Linked DNA regions of Homo sapiens: all the other regions are linked to region 1. Evidence: chromatin contacts called from ENCODE Hi-C data. All regions are on one chromosome and are shown on one strand. The core of a region is the stretch at or near the end of the contact, and the rest is flanking DNA. Distances in the headings are between cores, read along the strand shown. Region 1 has its middle 18 kb from the start of GPR55. Region 2 holds the start of SP140 (SP140 nuclear body protein). Region 3 has its middle 46 kb from the start of PTMA.

Evidence for each region. Hi-C counts contacts between places; a loop is a spot of excess contacts on that map. Pooled maps may share reads with other maps.
Region 2: a loop to region 1 is called in a map with no recorded cell type, with 5 times the contacts of the local background. The contact joins the promoter of SP140 here to the enhancer-like site in region 1. A Hi-C loop is called at or near these places in 7 of 37 single-sample maps with no recorded cell type and 4 of 50 pooled maps.
Region 3: a pooled map shows a loop between it and region 1 (2.8-fold over the local background). The contact joins two enhancer-like sites. A Hi-C loop is called at or near these places in 5 of 37 single-sample maps with no recorded cell type and 3 of 50 pooled maps.

Annotation. Positions count from the first base shown.
Region 1 is chr2:230,941,066-230,945,686 of GRCh38, forward strand. It overlaps a transcript of GPR55 not described here. Among named protein-coding and RNA genes, the nearest start is that of GPR55, 18 kb to the left of the region's middle. RefSeq lists enhancers at 1,324-1,373, 2,304-2,513, 2,824-3,043. Within about 2 kb of position 2,271, at least 2 of the 41 ENCODE cell types and tissues checked have a DNase peak (open chromatin) inside an H3K27ac peak, as active enhancers do.
Region 2 is chr2:230,223,527-230,228,147 of GRCh38, forward strand. It overlaps SP140 (SP140 nuclear body protein), which reads left to right and starts at 2,210. Exons shown (of 27, transcript NM_007237.5): 1 at 2,210-2,377. The coding sequence starts at 2,319. It also overlaps a transcript of SP110 not described here. RefSeq lists enhancers at 2,090-2,299, 2,530-2,579, 2,650-2,729, 2,750-2,799.
Region 3 is chr2:231,660,127-231,664,747 of GRCh38, forward strand. No RefSeq gene overlaps it. Among named protein-coding and RNA genes, the nearest start is that of PTMA, 46 kb to the right of the region's middle. RefSeq lists a silencer at 1,879-2,078 and enhancers at 2,192-2,486, 2,419-4,621. Within about 2 kb of position 1,890, at least 35 of the 41 ENCODE cell types and tissues checked have a DNase peak (open chromatin) inside an H3K27ac peak, as active enhancers do.

The DNA.
Region 1 (4,621 bases), core at 1,021-3,520:
AAGATGGCACCACTGCACTCCAGCCCGGGCGACAGAGCAAGACTCCATCTCCAGAAAAAAAAAAGAAAAGAAGGGGTTGGAGGGCCTGATGCCTGGGTGCCTCCAGGCTCAGAGAGAACCCTCTAGATGCTCTGTCCAGCACCCCACAGGAGCCCACGGCCACTCCCAGGGAGGCTGCAGGAGTGCGGTCCTGACCTGGCTGGCTGCTGGTGGCCAGCGCAGCTGCCCTCTGAGTGCCCAGAGTCCACAGTGAGCAGGGCCCTTTGCTGGAAGAAAGACAAGCACCAGAAGTCCCCCAGACTGAGCATAGCATTTGAACCTGAACCCAGGGTGGTATCCTGGGGGGCCTGCCCCCGCTCCCAGACCCAGGACGCTCAACCTGGGCTCTCCCATGGCCACATGTGTTTCTGCCTCCTCTGCCATGGTGAGCTGTGTGCCCACCACTTCCCACACTCGGTCTCCTGGCCTTCCCTCCCTGGGACCACCACCTACCACCTCGTGACTTTCCTATTTGCGATGCCGTCACCAAGCAGAGCTGGACTGTGGCTGGAGGAAGCTCAGGGACAAATGAGGTCCCAGTCTCATCTCTGGCTCTGGGTCACATCCGCAGTGACTCCCTGTCCTTCAGGTCTCAGGTTGAACGTCACTCCCCCAGGGAGGCCTTCCCTGATCTCCAGCTCAACTCGGGGTCCCCTTTATCAGCTCATGTCATGCCTTCATCTTCCTCCAAAAGTTGTGCTTTTTAAATATCTTAAACATTAAAATATTTCAAGTATTTGTTTGATATCTATTTGCATCTTACATTGTAAGATCTAAGGGATCCTGTCTGCTCTCTTTAAGAAATATTTGATGAGTTATTGACTGATCATTGAGAGATGGCCCTTTGTTCTCCAGCCCAGGGGTCCTGGACATTCTGGGATCCAGAGTGCAGGGGAGCCTGATGCCCGGGGTAGTGGCCCCCTCTGAGCTACCCTCCCTGTGATGGGGGCTATACTGGGCCTTTTCTTTTCTGAGCAATTTCAGAAAACATTTTGAGATTAAAGTGAATGTGACACAGACCAGAAGGGGCAGGAAGGACACTGTCAGAACCAACAGAACAGCAAGAATACGTTCAGAGGGGCCACCCCCACACTCACACTCCAGGGCTGGGCAGACCCCTGAGAATGCCAGAAGATCACAGAAAGGGGGCCCAGGACAGAGGCAAGGGCCTGCCTCCTTCTTCTGCCTCCTTCTCCTGCCTCAGCCGGGCCTCCTGGCCCTGCCTCCCTCAGGGAGTGTCCCCAGCAGAGCAGCTGAGAGAGAGAATTACTTAGTCCTCAGGGGCAGGAGTCCCAGACCAACCCCACAAGGGACCCAGCCACTGCCCTCCAGCCTCCATTCCCCACTCAGGCCCCCAGGACGTTTTGCAGGAAGGGCCAATGGAGGGCAGGTGGAAGAGGCAGGTGTGGGGGGAGAGCGGCAGGGGGCAGTAGAGCATCTGCCCTGGTGGCTGGAGGCCAGAGAAAGGCCAAAAGGGAGGTCAATGGCACAGGAGGAGTGAAGAGCAGAGAGGGAGGCCAAGCCAAAAGAGCAGAGGGAGGGTGGGCCATGGGGGAAGGGACTTCAGGGGGCTGCAGGGTGGCAGGGTCCAAAGGCCAGGGGCAGCCAGTGGGAGATGGGAGCTTGGCTGTTTGAGAAGGGCCCGATGGGGAGGGTGGGCACCAGACCCAGAAGAAGGAACCCCCCACTCTCCACCCCCACCCCCATCCACAAGAATGGGGTAAGGGGGAAGAGACACGGAAGGGGCAGGAGAAGGGGCAGGCTAGGGAGAGCTGGGTGAAAGCAGACCAATTTTTCCTTCATCATTGCCAATGAACAGAGTGAGAGCACGACCCTGGGGCTCTGAAGTCAGAGTTCCATCCTGCTTCTGTTCCCCTAGGATTTGTCCTTGTGACCTGAAGAGAAGAGAAGAGAAGAGAAGAGGAGAGAAGAGACGAGAAGAGGAGAGAGGAGGGAGAGAGAAAAGAGAGAGAGAGGAGAGAAAGAGAGAGAGAGGAGAGAAAGAGAGAGAGAGGAGAGAGAGAGCGCTCTCTGTAGCACAACTGTGCCCATTGTAGAGAGGTGGAAACTGAGGCCCCAGCAGAGGCCATCCCGGGCAGTGCTTGGACTAGAGCCAGGTCAAGGCCCATCTACATCCGGAGCCATCCCCTGTTAGCAGGACAGCATCCTGGCTGGCTCCCCGCCCCCAGACTGCCCGAGAGCTTGGCTGGCTATTGCCTTCCAGAGCAGCCCCTCCTTCCTGTGCACCTCCTCTCCTCTCCCACTAGCCAGCCCCTCCGTGGAGGGCCAAGAAGCCCAGCCAGCCCTGGGCATGGGTGCTAAGAGATGTCTGGGCTCAGGAATTTCCTGGCAGGAGCAGCAGTGCCCATGTTTGTCTCCGGGCATCCCCAGCTGGGGGGCCAAGCAAGAGAGGCAACAATGCCAGAGTAGGTCACGGAGCAAGAGCCTGGAGAGCTAAGAGCTATCCCCGTCCAGGGTCTGATGGAGTTTGGGTGTTGTCCCCTCTAAATCTCATGTTGAACTGTCATCCCCAGTGCTGGAGGCGGGGCCTGGTGGAGGGGGTTGGATCATGGGGGTGGATTTCCCATGAATGATCTTGCGCCCTCCCCTTGGTGCTGTCCTCTCAGCAGCGAGTTCCTTCTTGCGAGATCTGGCTGTTTGAAAGTGTGCGGCACCTCCCCACCCCTCCTCTGCTCCCACTCTGGCCATGTGAGATGCCGCTTCCTCTTCGCCTTCTGCCAAAATTGCAAGCAAGGTCTCATCAGAAGCAGGGCAGATGCCGGCACCACACTTCATATAAAGTCTACAGAACAGTGAGCCAATTAAACCTCTTTTCTTTATAAATTATCCAGCCTCAGGTATTTCTTTATAGCAACATAAGAATGGCCTAACACAGGGTCTGTCTTAGGAAGGGGCCCTCGGGCTGTCCCTCTTCTCCCTGGCCCTAGCCCAGGAGGAGGACCAGCAAGAGTAGTGAAGTGAGAAGCCTCTCCATGAAGATGCCTTCTGCCATTCATTACACACACAACAGCATCTTGGTCCCAGATGCCGGGTCCCAGAGAGGACCTCAAGGAGACTTCCCAGGAAATTACCCACCACTGGACATTGGACAGGGCAAAGCTGTGGTGTGGAAAGGGGCAAATCCACATCCCTCCAACGTGTGCCCACATGACTGTCCCGGGGGCTTCCATGAGCTTGATGACCCAGAAGCTATGGTCCTGCACACGTGAGTCTGTGACCTGACAGCTGTGCCTGCTTCACCAGTGTAGAGACTTGGATCCCCAGGCAAACCCCAGAAGTGTGGAAGGGAAGGGGAGAAAGCCTGTGGAGGGAGGTGGAGGAGCCGTGGTTTCCAGTAACCATCGCTGGTTAGTTCAGAGGGAAATGTCCACAACAGAGATGACTGTGACACCCGGCACAAGATTTAATTCTCAGAGTGAAAACGAGAATGCCGTGTCTCTGGGAGCCCCCGGAGAATGACTCAACAGTGACGTCCTACAGCATGATTTGCTTTAACTGAAGGTGAAGAGAATCTTTCAGGAGTGGAGAGAATATAACTGAATGCTTTGTCACAAATTTACTTTGATCTCATGTACCCCGTAAATACAGACACCTACTATGTACCAGAAAAATTAAAAATAAAAATAACAAATTCACATTCCGCTTGTTCATCCTGATTCTTCAGGCCTGGCCACGGTATCAAAGACAAGGAAGGCCCATTGCCTGCCCTCATGCTGGTTGTTCAGCCCTCCAAGAATCATTCTTGATGCCCTGCAAATACCAGGCGCTGCGCTAGGCCCTGCAGATGCGACAACGAACGTAGATGCTGTCCCAGCCACCCACACTCGCTGCCGGGGGAAGAACCAGGTAAGGTTCCCGCACATCGCCCTCCATGAAGCAGGAGCAGGAGCCTCACTGCGGGGCTGGGAGCTGCCTTCCTTCCTCCCACCAGCCTCTAGGGGAAGGATTTGTGTCTGCTGGCCCTCCTCGGTAGTAACAAATTCTGGTGGTGGACAAAGCAGATAGAAGACTACAGAAGACAGACAGGCTAAGGTGATCTGCGCAAAAAGATGGCGGCGGGGGAGAGGAAAGGCAATTCCCAGAATGAAGCGGGGACGTGGGTGGCGAGTGTGTGGTTGGGATTTGAGGTGGAAAGAGGCTGAGAGAGGACTGAGTTCCGGGAGGCAGCTGCCTCCTGCATGGAGGCCTTTCCAAGGGCAAGCGCTGGATAGAGGATTCCAATTATTTGCTGTGCATTGAGAATGCACTCCCAATGACCCAGTTTTTCCAACAAATCAATGACATGAAAAGGAAAGGGGAAAAAAAAAGGGGTGACTTGGAAAGAATGCAACCCGCGCCCTTATTTGAGCCCTGATTTGAACAAACCAGCCATAAAAAGACAGTTTTGACACAATGGAGGAATCTGAATATGGATTTCGTGGTGGACGATATTACAGATTCACTTTTTGTTGTTGTTGTTGTTTTTGAGACGGAGTCTCGCTCTGTCGCCCAGGCTGGAGTGCAGTGGCACTATCTCGGCTCACTGCAAGCTCCACCTCCCGGGTTCACGCCATTCTCCTTC
Region 2 (4,621 bases), core at 960-3,459, 720 kb before region 1:
TCAGTTTGGATTACTTTTACTCCCAAATCCTGACTGATAAAAATGTTGGGCACCAGAGGTTGAATTATAGGCAAGAGATATTCAAGGAAATATGATCAATCTGGGATTGGTTATCTGACATAATTGGACATAAAAACAGTGAACATCCCCATTAGCGTTCAGAGTCAGGAATTTTGGAGTTGTGGGCAAATAGGGGTAAGTTGGCAAATTAAATTACAGCACTGGATTGTGATCAAGACTCTATACAATTCATTTCCCCAATTCCAGGTGTCAGATTCTAGCATGCTTAGCAAAATGAAGAGAAATCTTCCAGGTAGAATGAAAGCATTGATTTACCTTTGGGGATTATGACCTACTTGGCCTAAATCTGGATGGGGGAACAGAGCCAGGAGGCAGGCCGGAGCCTTCTGACTCCACTGGTCACGTGGCAGTAAAGGAAGACATTGGGAACCAGAGATGGTCTGATGGTCCTACATATGCCTGGCCCAGGAATCCCTTACCCAGGAGAGGTTCTGTAGTGAGCATAGGGAAAAACAAGATAGTGGGAAATAGAACTGAAATTTCAGGCTATCCTTACCTGGGCTAATGCATGGTGTTGCAAAGTAGGGCTTTCTAGTAGTAGCAGCAGTACCCCTGAAGTACCAATCTTACCACCAGTCAGCTGAGGAACACCAATGGCCTTGTGCTTATAAGCAAAAGAAGCTGGCACATTTTCAAAAATGTCCAGTTCATTGGTGTCCTGGGTCTGCCTACTGCCTAAGGGCAGAGAGAAGAGAGAGAGGGGATGCTGGAGCAGGCGGTATAGTCTGTACCAGGCCTTGTTGGAGCCCCATGGAGACTGGGAGGAGAGGACAGCTGTGTCTAACAGAAGCCCAGCATACTTTTCCTTCTTGTTTTAAAGAGGGAGGGAGAGGGAGGGAGAGAGAGGGAGAGGGAGGGAGAGGGAGGGAGAGAGAGGGAGAGAGAGGGAGACAGAGGAGAGAGAGGACAGAGAGAGAGAGAGAGAGGAGAGAGAGAGAGATACTGGAAAAGGTGTCCTCATCAGTGTTCTAGAGTTTGTCTCAACCAGATTGGTGTTTGTTCCTTTGGTAGAAAGAAAGCAGAAGTGTGGAAGGGGTAGAAATTTCTTGCACTCTGTATTTTGCAAACTTATGTATGCAAATTTCCTTGCATATGTGTAATGAACCAGAAAAAGTAGGATTCAGGAGCACATGTTTTGGAAAAATACTGCTTTGCCTCTGGCTTTTCAATCCTCACTACTGTTCTGTCACTGGCCCTGGATTCTACCCATACCCTGGCTCTCATCAGCCCCCTGTCTTTGACCCATTTTTCTGCCTGGATTTCTAGTCCTGTGGTTATATTTTTTATATTTGCCCTTTGCTTCCATTTGTTTATCACTCGACTTTATGCTGATATAGTGTGTTTTTGTAAATTGTTTCAAATCCTTTACAGAATGAGGGCTGGGTATAAATGAAAAATTGTGTGCAAACATAAATGTAATACAGCTATCCTCCTGTATCATATTGTCCTTGAAGGTCTAGATAATCTCAGCTCCAAACCCTTTCCCCATCCAGTGAGAAGGCTGTCACTCTCCTCAAGATTTCAGTGAAATGGTTGAAGCTCATTTTTTTCCCAGTCACCCCTGGCTGCTGTTGTAAAGTGCCCACATATTTGAGAAAACTTAGAATTGCACCTCATTTCTCTGCCCAACCTCAGCACTTGCCTTTGGCTGGAGGAGTTGAGAGAGTTGTCTTTTACCTCTGTCTGCTTTCATGGAGTGCTAAGAGCATCTCCCCCACTTTCTAATGCATGCTATTTCAGTTCTCCCTGGCCCCATGTCCAAACACTGGGCCTAAGCCATCCAGCCCAGGCTCACTAAGGTGCATGGCCAGCCCTGGAGCCTGACTGAAGATTTGAAATGTCTGGTCTTCACTTGTCCTTCTCAGCCACCTCAGCAAGGGGTGGGGACAAATACAGAGTTTACTTCCTCCTCATGATGCCACCTTACCTCAAAACAACTTTGATCTGCTTGAGTTGAATGACTTTTCCACCCTCTTTCCTTGGCAGGAACAAGTGACCCTGTCTTCCGTGGCCTCGTGGGGCTGGCTCTGCTCCTCCTCCCTTGACTGAGAGACGTCATGGAGATTGGGTGGAGGGAGGACTGTAGAGTTGGTGCACCCACGTCAGCTAGTTAGGCAATTTCACTTTTCTTTTCCTCTTTGACTGAGCACCGAGGGGCAGTTGGCAGCTTCACCTCAGAGCTGCAGGAAGGAACGGGGCAGTGAAAATCGAATCGGGTGTGATCCTAGGCCAAGCTCATGGCCCAGCAGGGCCAGCAGGGGCAGATGGCAAGTGGAGACAGCAATCTCAACTTCAGGTGGGTCATCGTCTCCTTTCCCGTCTGTCCTTCATCTCTGGTAGGGTTCCCTTTCATACTTGTTATTTAATGTCTACCCAGCTTCACTCTACAGGTATACAATAGAATTCAGTTACAAATAAATAACGAGGCAATCAGATTTTTTAAATTGCAGGGATTGGCTGTTGGAGAAACTCAAGGATGCCGTGACTCACATCATCTTCCTATTCTCTTACATCTGCAAATGGCTGGACTGGAGCTGTTTGAACATCATGCCTGTTCTGAGGCTTTGTGTAGGATTGGATGATTCCCCGTGACCTCTGAACCCTCTCTTCTCCCCCAGGCCTCCTTTATCCCCACTCCAAAAGACAACTCTGTCTAAAAAGGATCTTTTTAGAAGAATTAAAATCCAAACGCCTGTCTGTTGTCACACTTTCCAGGCTGTGTAGTTGGGGACCGGTTCTGCTCTGAGCCCATCTATGTGGCTCTTAGCCCTAGAATCACTTCAGGATCTCTGAATACTTGGTAGGAGGAAGTGAAAGCAGATGAGACCCAACAAAAAAGGCAAGCAGGTAGAGAGTGAGTGCTGCTTCTGCTTTTTTTATTCTTCTGTTCTGGTATTTTTTACATATCTGGTCAGAGAAGCCTGGAAATCATCTTTAAAAAATGTAAGACAATGAGACCAGTCTGACCAACGTGGAGAAACCCTGTCTTTACTAAAAATACAAAATTAGCTGGGTGTCATGGTGTATGCCTGTAATTCCAGCTACTCAGGAGGCTGAGGCAGGATAATCGCTTGAACCAGGGAGGCAGAGGTTTTGGCGAGCCAAGATCACACCATTACACTTTAGCCTGGGCAACAAGAGTGAAATTCCATCTCAAAAAAAAAAAAAAAAAAAGACAAGTACATCAATACGGTCATTTCTTCTTATCTGTGGATTCTGTATCCATGGATCTAACCAACCATGAATGCAAAATATTTTCTAAAAATTAAAAACATAAATAACAACAATAAAAAGTAATATAAAAATTTAAAATACAGTATAACTATTTGTATAGCATTTACATTGTATTAGGTATTATAAGTCTAGAGATGATTTAAAATATACAGGAGGATGTGCATAGGTTATATGTAAATACTACACCTTTTATATCAGGGACTTGAGCATCCATGGATTTTGGTATCCATGGAGGGTCCTGGAACCAATTCCCCCTGGATACCAAGGGATGACTGTACATTCTTGATAAAAATGAAAATGTGTGGAATGTAAAAATGTATGGAAACTTGTCTAATTGGGACTCTGTGCTAAGGCTACTTCTGGCGCTGGTACAGCCCCAAGAAAGCAAAAGCTATTGCTATTATCAGCAGTAGTGGTGGCACCAGACTGGTTTTCAGTGCCCAGTGCCACCACTCCCAGACAGGCATCCCTGTCATCTCTCTTTCACTTGCTCTCTAGTGAAGGGAAGATGAGCCAGCGGAGCTCAAAGTCCAGCCAGCCCATGGTCACCAAGCAGGAAGAAGACGGCACTGAGAGGTGACAATGGGCTAATGCTAACCTCAAAGAATGAGTTAGGAAGTGTTGCCTCTGCTCTTATTTTTGGAGGAAATTGGGGAGGATGATGTCATTTCTTCCTTAAATATCTGGTAGGATTAGCTAGTGATACCATCTGGGCCTAGTACTTTCCTTTCTGGAGGGCTATTAATTATCGATTCAAATTTCTTTAATAGATGTAGGCCTATTCAGACAACCTATCTCTTGTGCAAGTTTTGGTTAGTTTGCCTCTTAAAGAATTTGTTCATTTCATCTGTGACCAAATTTGTAGGTGTAGAGTCCATAGTTTTCCTTTATTACCTTTCCATTGTCCATGGAATTCGTAGTGATGACCCTTCTTTCATTCTGATGATTTCCGTCTTCTCTATTTTTTTCTTTGTTAGGCTGGCTAGAGGTTTATTAATTAACTCTTTGAAAAGAAAATCAGCTTTTGGTTTCATTAAGTTTCTCGAATGTTTTCCTGTTTCAATTTTTTTAACTTCCACTTTAATTTTAATTTTTTTTCCTGCTTGCATCAGGCTTAAATTGCTCCTTTTTTCTCTAGTTTCCTCAGATGAAAGCTTAGATTATTGACTTAGATCTTTCTTCTTTTCTATTGTATGCATTTAATACTATACATTTCCTTCTAAGTGCTGCTTTTGTTGCATCCCATTCATTTTAATAAGTTGTTTTCCTTTTCATTTACTTCAAAATATTTTTAAAATTCTTTTAG
Region 3 (4,621 bases), core at 640-3,139, 720 kb after region 1:
TAGAGATGGGGTTTTGTCATGTTTTCCAGGCTGGTCTGAACTCCTGGCCTCAAGTGATCCACCTGCCTTGGCCTCCCAAAGTACTGGGATTACAGGCATAGAGCCAACATACCACTCTGCCTTGTTAAAGTTTTTTGTTTGTTTGTTGAGATGGAGTCTCACTCTGTCGCCCAGACTGGAATGCAGTGGTGCGATCTTGGCTCACTGCAACCTCCGCCTCCCACGTTCAAGCCATTCTCCTGCCTCAGCCTCTCCTGAGAGTAGCTGGGATTACAGGCGGCGCACCACCATGCCCACTAATTTTTTGTATTTTTTTAGTAGAGATGGGGTTTCACCATGTTGGCCAGAGTGGTCTCGAACTCTTGACCTCAAGTGATCCACCCATCTCGGTCTCCCAAAGTATTGGGATAACAGTCGTGAGCCACTGCACCCGGCCACCTTGTTAAAGTTTTAAAAAGAGAAATAAGGATGGACACAATTAAAAGATCATATAGACCTTAAGGACTTGGAAACTGAGGTTGCAAGTCAGACACCTCAACTTGGATGAAGGATCTCTGCTCCGCTATTAGTTTATGAATTTGGGCAAGGCTAATAACCTTAAAATCTCAGCTGCTTCAGGTATCAATGACGAATGATCCCTGCCCTCTGCCTTCTACTTTGACCCCATTCTGACCTGCAAAAATGCCGTTCCTCATAATCCTCAAATGAGCTGCGGAAACTTGAAAGGTAATTGTGACCTGCGAATGTGCTACTGACTACTGAGACCCTGTAGGAAAAAATAAAGGGAGGGAGGAATACGGATACTTTTCCTTCCAACCCCATGACCTGATCACAAGAGTTATGTGCATTCTGGATCCCAAGTCACCAGATAACTAACATTCTAACCTTTGAACGTGGTCTCTCAACTGGCCGGGACCTAGCTCTCCCCAGAGACCGTGAGAAACTGGCAGTTGACCGGCTCCTCTGAGCCTGCTGAGTTTTTTTCTATTTGCCCAACCACAGCTCTGCCAGAGAAGCAAAAACTGCTCCAGTATGTATGTAAACCATGAACCAAACTTCCTAATGCACGGAAGAGCGCTGGCAGGAACCATGCCACTGAATCAGACAGTGGCTGTACTGGAAGGTGGAAAAGACTATTCGTCCTTTCGCGTCCTTTAAGTACTTCTGTACTTATCTCTGTGTGTCAGTTCTTCCACGTGGACCTGGTTATGAAAGTTAATGCACTTAAAACAGGGCCTGGCATACTGCAAACGGAAGGTGAACACTACCATTCTTTCTTTCAAAAATTTCTACTGGCCGGGCGCGGTGGCTCACACCTGTAATCTCAGCACTTTTGGAGGCTGAGGCGGGCAGATCACGAGGTCAATATATCGAGACCATCCTGGCCAACATGGTGAAACCCCTTCTCTACTAAAAATACAAAAATTAACTGGGCGTGGTGGTGGGCGCCTGTAGTCCCAGCTCATAGGGAGACTGACGCAGAATTGCTTGAAAGCGGGAGGCGGAAGTTGCAGTGAGCTGAGATCGCGCCACTGAACTCCAGCCTGGGCAACGACAGCGAAACTCCGTCTCAAAAACAAACTTCTACCAAGAACTTGTATTAGTTTTATGGCTAAGGTTTGCTTTTAAACATTTTCTTGATCATTGTTTTACAGGAACATCTCTTTAATGGAAATTTTTAAACTTATTTTTGCCTCCCCCAAATCCATAACCCCAATTTGAAGTAGAAAGTTGCAAACTATGGGGATGAATTTGCGGAAGGGTATGTCTTTTCTTTTTCTATGAACAACTCAGAATCACATCTCAAAAGGTGTAGGCACTTTCAAGAACGCTTCATCCGCCCGCTTTAAGCACGCGCACCGACGAAAGAGTTTGGGGAGCGAGCGCCTCGGGCTTCCCCGGAGGGGAATTTTCACCCCCGCCAGAGGAAGAGGGCCCAGCTGCGCCATTAGCGCGTGCGAGGGAAAATGGAGGCTCCTGGTCCCACCCGCGCACCGGCGCCTGCGCCCTGGGCGCCCACCCCGGCCCGCGAGGCGGCCACGGCCGGAGAGAGAGGGCAAGGGAACCAGTGCCGTGTCGCGCCCCACCCTGCGCCCGAGCGCAGTGCCGGCGAGCCCGGCTCCGGCCCTTGAGAGTCCGCTCCAGGCCGCTCCACACCACGAGCCGCTCCGCAAGTTTGCAGCGCTCCGTGCTTTCCCTCCAGCCCTTTGTGTTCTAGCGCGCGTCGGAAGGAACGCGGGAACGCGCGCCGTGCTGTGCGCCTGCGCAAGGGTTCAGGCGGTGCGCCAAGCCTGGAGTCAAGAGTGGGCGAGGCTCTCGGCCGCTCCGCCCCGGGCCGCCTTCGCTCCGCCCCTCGCCCGCCATTTCGTGCTCCGCCGCGTCTCCCGCGTCTGGGGCGCGGCTTCCGCGTGATGGACGCCCGGAAGCCGGCACAACAAATGCCCAAGCGCCAGGGCTTCGCTGTCTGCAGGTCCTTCCGCTGCCCGCGGAGCGAAGATGGCGCCTAGAGCTTGCAGCGTTGCCCAAATATGGGGGGAATTAGGCGCCTCTACCTCCTCAAGAAGGGTCTGCCGGCTGACCTCGGGGGTGTGCACGTCCTTCTGTGTGCAGAACCCTGGGGCGTGCGCCTTTCTGTATGTGCACAACCTCGGAAGTGTGCGCATACCCTTGCTTACACTCCCTAGCACGCACACCAAAACTCTGGCATGCACGAACCCGCGGGTTTCCATGTTTTCGTATGTGCACGACCTCGAGGATGTACTTGGACCCGAGAATGTCCGCATTTGTGTTTGCACAGGTCCGGGTGTGCACGGACACGTGCATTCAGGAATGTAGTGGTTCACAGAAGCCGCTGTTTGCGCGGCCCGGGGATGTACGTGGACCCTCGAGTGCTAGCCCCGCCTCCGCTGTCTGTGGCCCGCGAACACGATCTTGTTTCCGGCCTGTTTTGGATTCATTTGCACTTGCCCAGTTTACATGCAAAGCATAATCTGCCGACCACCCCAAGCAATTTTTAATCTTTCCTTCGTTCTTTCTTCACTGATTTTTTGGCTCCTGCCCTGGACCCAACTTTGCACTTGGGCGCACACGGTGATAGTGACGCAGAGCATGAAGCCAGTGGGAGAAACGCCTAGAAATAGGCAGTTAGGACAACCTGAGACCACTGTGAAGGAGGCGCTTGGCTTGTCAATGACAGGGGAAGCGGCCTGGAGGAAGCCGTGAGCCGAGACCAGGGCATGGGGTAGAGGGAATAGGGTAATGGGCCCAGGACTGTTTGGGGAGGCATTCAGTCTCATTTGAGAGGATGGTGGGTGGAAGCAGAGGAGGCAGGTCATGGAGAGGAGTGTGTGGGGAAGGGACCTGTTGGTGAGGCTCGGGGGGCAGAAGACTTGGGCAGGCGTCTGAAGTGAGAGCTCGCATGGACTGGCCTCCCTAGGGAGCAGTGGGGAGAAGCAGCTGGGGCCTGGGGGTAGAGCCCGTGTGCCCACTGTTGACACCTTCGCGGGCTACTGCTCCTCGTGGCTTCTGTATGGAGCACAGGCCTCTTTCCGGGAGAGGGACTCGGACTGCAGGCTCCAGCCCTGCACTGCCATGAAAGGCCTGGGCAGGTTGTCTGCATAAGAACAGTACCTCTGGTGGTGGAAATGGAGGGAGACGCCACGGCACAGAGGACCTGTCCCAGACACGCGGGATGGCAAGCATCAGAGCTGGAGTGACTGCCGAGGTCCCCTGGTGAGGCCCTCCTTGTCTCTCCCTCAGCAGCCTAGTCCCCTCTGATTTTTTTTTTTTCTTTTTTGAGACGGAGTCTCTGTCGCCCAGGCTGGAGTGCAGTTGGCACCGTGTAGGCTCACTGCAACCTCTGTCTGCTGGGTTCAGGCACTCCTGACCTCAGGTGATCCACCCGCCTCGGCCTTCCAGAGTGCTTGGGATTACAGATGTGAGCCACCGCGCCCGGCCCGTCCTCTGTTTATGGTTACGGGTACTCTCCAGTCATGCTCACGGAAAACCTCTCCCTGGAGGTGTCTGCGTTTGCCTTGAGAATCCCTCTCCACGAGGTCCCCAATGTGTCTGTCCCCAGCTCATTGGAACATGTCTCAGGGAGCAGGGGCCACTTCGCACACTTTGCAGGACAGCCTTTTTGCTGTAGGCCAGATCTTTTTTCTTTTTCCTTTTTTTGGAGACAGAGTCTTGTTCTCTTGCCCAGGCTGGAGTGCAGGTAATATGATCTCAGCTTACTGCAACCTCCACCACCTGGGTTCAAGCGATTCTCATGCCTCAGCCTCCTGAGCAACTGGGATTATAGGCATGTATCACCACACCTGGCTAATTTTTGTATTTTTAGTAGAAATGGGGTTTCACTATGTTGGCCAGGCTGGTCTCGAACTCCTGGCCTCAAGTGAACCACCCGCCTCAGCCTCCCAAAGTGCTGGGATTACAGGCACTAGCCAATGCACCCGTCCTAGGCCAGATTTTTTTTTTTTTAATCTGAAATGAAGGTTTTTTTTCAGTCACCCAGAAGACACTTTTTTGTTTTGAGAGAGAGTCTTGCTTTATTGCCCAGGCTGGAGTGCAGAGGTGCAATTTCGGGATTACAGGCACATGCTACCACGCCTGCCTAGTT